Regions from separate parts of the Homo sapiens genome. Here region 2 is linked to region 1. Evidence: chromatin loops called from intact Hi-C (ENCODE). Cell type or tissue: breast epithelium. All regions are shown on one strand. Region 1 overlaps GRN (granulin precursor). Region 2 overlaps EFTUD2 (elongation factor Tu GTP binding domain containing 2).

Evidence for each region. Hi-C counts contacts between places; a loop is a spot of excess contacts. Peaks named below come from ENCODE experiments on the same cell type or tissue, not always from the same donor. Only the 100,000 strongest peaks of a DNase experiment are listed, where the experiment ranks them.
Region 2: it touches region 1 in a loop (11-fold over the local background); 1 of 110 quality-filtered maps calls a loop at or near these places.

Annotation. Positions count from the first base shown.
Region 1 is chr17:44,349,806-44,352,305 of GRCh38, reverse strand. GRN (granulin precursor) reads right to left here. Exons shown (of 13, transcript NM_002087.4): 5 at 1,966-2,078; 6 at 1,729-1,864; 7 at 1,506-1,615; 8 at 1,143-1,269; 9 at 846-943; 10 at 511-756; 11 at 58-291. Among named protein-coding and RNA genes, the nearest start is that of GRN, 5.8 kb to the right of the region's middle. RefSeq lists a silencer at 1,231-1,525. In breast epithelium, a CTCF peak has its summit at 1,345 (motif pointing right); a DNase peak (open chromatin) is centred at 1,375.
Region 2 is chr17:44,851,230-44,853,729 of GRCh38, reverse strand. EFTUD2 (elongation factor Tu GTP binding domain containing 2) reads left to right here. Exons shown (of 28, transcript NM_004247.4): 24 at 95-213; 25 at 340-434; 26 at 1,168-1,321; 27 at 1,913-2,020; 28 at 2,361-2,500. The coding sequence ends at 2,456. Among named protein-coding and RNA genes, the nearest start is that of HIGD1B, 4.6 kb to the right of the region's middle. In breast epithelium, no CTCF peak of the experiment used is centred here; no DNase peak of the experiment used is centred here; H3K27ac peaks cover 352 bases.

The DNA.
Region 1 (2,500 bases):
CCTGTCCCCTCACTGGGCTTAGCTCCCCTATCCAGGGGCAGGCAGGGAGGCACTCACATGGGGCAACTGGCAGCAGGCCCAGCTCCCACCCAGGCTCGGGCAGCAGGTCTGCCCCACCGGGCAGCTGGTGTGCTGGTCACAGCCGATGTCTCTGGGGTGGGATAAGGAAGCCCGGCGGGCAGGCATCTTCTCCAGTCCAGCCACGATCTCGCTTCCTCGCTGACACTGCCCCTCAGCTACACACGTGTAGCCCTGGGGGCAGCAGTGCTGGTGGTCCGAGCAGCAGACAGCCTGGGGGGTGGGCAGGAAAGGGCGTTGTAGGTAGCCACTATGTGGGGCGCAGTGCCGAGCCCCTACCTACTCCAGCCCGCCTCTCCTGCTTACAGCACCTCCAGCTGGGGACGAATCTGTCAGAGCTGGGTATCACCTATGGGCTATGCGGAGGGCAGAAAGCAATAGGAGCTTGGCCACCCACCTGCCCAGGCCAAGATGCTGTCCCCTCCCATATACCTCTGGGATTGGACAGCAGCCCCACTCCCCAGACGTGAGTTGGCAGCAGGTATCGGAGGAGGGACAGCTGCTGACATTATCACAGGGGACATCTCTCTTCAAGGCTTGTGGGTCTGGCAGGCTGAGGTGAGCTGGGGCCTTCTCCATCCAGGGCACCTGGTGGGGCCCCTGTTCACAGGTACCCTTCTGCGTGTCACACGTAAACCCCGCGGGACAGCAGTGTATGTGGTCCTCACAGCACACAGCCTAGGGCAGATGAAGAAGGGCAGGTGGGCACTGGGGCCCGGCTGCCTGCCACACTGTGCTCAGCCCACCCACCCGCCACCCCTGGGTACCTGGGTAAAAGGGCAGCAGCCCCAGGCCCCCGACTGTAGACGGCAGCAGGTATAGCCATCTGGGCAGCTCACCTCCATGTCACATTTCACATCCCCCACTGTGAGGGAAGCAGAGAGGACAGGTCAGAAGTGGCACTGGGGACCCTCAGGGGTATCAACCCTTTGCCGGCTCCACAGCTGGAACCAGGTGTTGAAGATGGAGGGTACCGCTTACACCACCTTGCAGTGATCCTAAGGCCAGGCCTAAAAGGGAGGAAAGGGGGCCCCACCCCTGTATCTGCACCCTGCCTCTGGTACCTGTGTGCGCAGGCAGCTTAGTGAGGAGGTCCGTGGTAGCGTTCTCCTTGGAGAGGCACTTACTCTGGATCAGGTCACACACAGTGTCTTGGGGGCAGCAGTGCAGGTGATCGGAGCAGCAGGTGGCCTGAGTGGGGACAGGGGTGGGTCTTTGTCACTTCCAGGCTCAGTAGCACACAGGGAGCAGCCAGGCTGATGGCTGGCACTGCCCCAATCCCCCACTAGGGGGTAGCATGAACCCTGCATCAGCCAGGCTCCCAGCAAGCAGCCAGCCAGCCCCATGCCACAGAGCCCCTGTAAGGTGCGTGTCAGGGCCAGGTGGCTGGGGGCACACAGCCAAGCTGGCTCCAGCCCCTCACTCACGTTGGGCATTGGGCAGCAGCCATACTTCCCACTGGGCAGCTCACAGCAGGTAGAACCATCAGGGCACCGGGACCGTGCGTCCGGACACATGACCGAGCTGGACAAGGCCACTGGAAGAGGAGCAAACGTGAGGGGCAGCCAGGATGGAGGAAACTTTTTCCTACACTTGGAGTCAATGAGGCCCCGCCCCAGCCCCTGGCCTGATGCTCTCCCACCTCCTCACCTGCCCTGTTAGTCCTCTGGGCAGGGAGCTTCTTTGCCAGGGGGTGGGTGCCCGTGGGTGTGATGCAGCGGGTGTGAACCAGGTCGCAGAAGGCACCGTGCGGACAGCAGTGCACCCTGTCTTCACAGCAGGAAGCCTGAGAAAAAATGGTCCTGACTCCGTCTTCACCCCCTGCCCCTGGCCCCCAACTCTGCCCCCACTTCCCTCCACATACCCCCATCTCCCCCAGATTTGTACCTGGGGCATGGGGCAGCACCCCCAGGAGCCATCGACCATAACACAGCACGTGGAGAAGTCCGGGCATTCGAACTGACTATCAGGGCACTGGATGGCACCCACGGAGTTGTTACCTGTGGACAAGATGACCCAGGATACTACCAGCCCACTCAGGGAAGGTGACTCCCCCATCACACAAGGAGCTGGTGGCACCAGGGCCTGCAAGCCCAGCTACTGGGGTTTGAGGGTGACACTAAGGCTCAGTGATCTCCTAGGCAGGCCTAACTCACCCTCCTCACAATCCAGTCCCTCCCTCAGCAAGATGGCATGGGGAAGGGGCACCCACTGACCATGGGTTGGTATTAGACCGGCCCAGCTCGACCTCTCCCCACCCCCACAACGCCTGGACCTGGAGTCTTGCACTTTCTCCCGCACCCTCCTATCCCCAGTGCTGCCCCTCTGTCCACAGCAGGGCTGTTGCTTAGTACAGATGCCACATGAATGAGGGCACAAGGGCAGGAATCAGGGCTGCCCCCGCCAGCTGGGCTCCTGGGTT
Region 2 (2,500 bases), 500 kb before region 1:
GACAGCTGCAGTGTTGCAGGAGACTGCTACTCTGCCATGGCCCCATGACAGGCCCAGAACCTCTCCCCAGTCACTCCCTCCACCTCCTTTACAGTGATTCGGAATGTCAAGTTTAAGATCCTGGATGCGGTGGTTGCCCAGGAGCCCCTGCACCGGGGCGGGGGCCAGATCATCCCCACAGCCAGGAGAGTCGTCTACTCTGCCTTCCTCATGGTAAGAGAATGGGGCGGTAGGGGACCATCTGCTTCACTGGACAGGGGACTAAGTGAAGGAGCAAGTGGGACTATAGGCCCCCAGCCTTCCCCAAGCTGAGGGGCCTTTCTTCTTGCTCTGCTGCAGGCTACTCCTCGTCTGATGGAGCCTTACTACTTTGTAGAGGTCCAGGCCCCTGCAGATTGCGTCTCTGCAGTTTATACCGTCCTGGCCAGGCGCAGGTGAGCGGCCCCAGGCGTATTAGGGAGAGTGCTGAGAGCAAGAGCAGAACAAGAGTCACCTCGGCTCCTACAGGGAAGAGAGGTTGGCCTTCTCTACCCTCCTCTCTCTGGAAACCCCGAGAGCTGATTTTCCAGAAAGAAGTAGGAGCGGAGGGAGGCAAGCCCCCGCTTTTCTGCAGATTAAAATTTGACATTTCTCCATCCTGGCTAACACAGTGAAACCCCGTCTCTACTAAAAATACAAAAAATTAGCTGGGCGTGGTGGCGGGTGCCTGTAGTCCCAGCTACTTGGGAGGCTGAGTCAGGAGAATGGCGTGAACCCAGGAGGCGGAGCTTGCAGTGAGCCGAGATGGCGCCACTGCATTCCAGCCTGGGCGACAGAGCAAGGCTCTGTCTCAAAAAAAAAAAATTGACATTTCTTTTGGGATCCCCTCCTCACAGAGCTGTTGGAGGCAGTGCTGAGGCAAGTCAGTGATGGGAATGTCTTTGGGCCCTTGTCCCTTCACCATCCCACTCCTGTCCTCTGCCCAGAGGTTGCTGCCACTTTGACTTCCACAGGGAATTATACTGAGAGCCCTGAGCCTTTTCTGCTTTTTGTAGAACATTCTTGGTTACTCTTTCTTTGATGGTAACTCTGGGCTGGAATGCATTTGGGGGACAGCAAATGCTGGATTGCTTCTTGGCTTTTGGCCTATGTTTGACTAGAGGCTCAGCCTTTGTTTTTCTGTCTCAGGGGGCACGTGACTCAGGATGCACCCATCCCAGGCTCCCCTCTGTACACCATCAAAGCTTTTATCCCGGCCATCGACTCTTTTGGCTTTGAGACTGATCTCCGGACTCACACCCAGGGACAAGCCTTTTCTCTGTCTGTCTTCCACCACTGGCAGGTGAGAAAGCAATGCAGGCTGGCGGACTTGGCTTCCCACCTCTGCAAGCCTCATCCCCTTCTGTCCTGATCCCTCTCCAAGCCCTAAGTGAGGTGTACAGCATCCTGGAGAAGAGTCCTCCTCTGGGGAGCATATATTCAGGGCAACTTGAATCTGTGTCTCTCAGTTTAAAAAAAAAAAAAGAAATAATAGGGCCGGCTATGGTGGTTCACACCTGTAATCCCAGCACTTTGGGAGGCTGAGGCGGGCAGGTCACCTGAGGTCAGGAGTTCGAGACCAGCTTGACCAACATGCAGAAACCCCATCTGTACTAAAAATATAAAATTAGCTAGGCGTGGTGGTGCATGCCTGTAATCCCAGCTACTTGGGAGGCTGAGGTAGGAGAATCGCTTGAACCCGGGAGGCGGAGGTTGCATTGAGCCGAGATCATGCCATTGTACTCCAGCCTGGGAGACAAGAGCGAAACTCCATCTCAAAAAAATAATAATAAGTAATAAATTTAGGAATAAAATAAATAAGAAGAGTCCTGCTTCTGGGCCTGAATCTTCTGGGAATTCTGCCTGGGCCATCTGAAATTCCTTTGCCTTTTAGATTGTGCCTGGTGATCCCCTGGACAAGAGCATTGTCATCCGCCCCTTGGAGCCACAGCCAGCTCCTCACCTGGCCCGGGAATTCATGATCAAAACCCGCCGTAGGAAGGTATGTCTCCCTTGGGCCTGTTGCCATCCCTCAACCCCCCAGGACTCTCAGAAGCAGGATCTCTCTCTCTTTCTTTTGGCCCCTTTTCCTAAGGGACACTTTTCCAATGTAGAGATATGATCTGTATACTCCTTAGGCAACCAAACCTGGGCCCCAGTCTCGTTGGGAAAGGAGAGCCTTATCCTCCCATGTGATAGTACCCTAAAGGCAGGGCTCCTGAAACACCACCACCTACATTCCAGCCACCACTAGCCTCCCCACTGAACACAGGTCTTGGATAGTCTCCTTGCTTAGTCTGCGACCACCTCGGGCTTTCTTATATTTGCCCCATTCCCTGCAGGGCCTCAGTGAAGATGTGAGCATCAGCAAATTCTTCGATGATCCTATGTTGCTGGAACTTGCCAAACAGGATGTTGTGCTCAATTACCCCATGTGAGTGCGTGGACTCCTGGGAGCTCCTGCTCCCTACAGTGGGCTGCA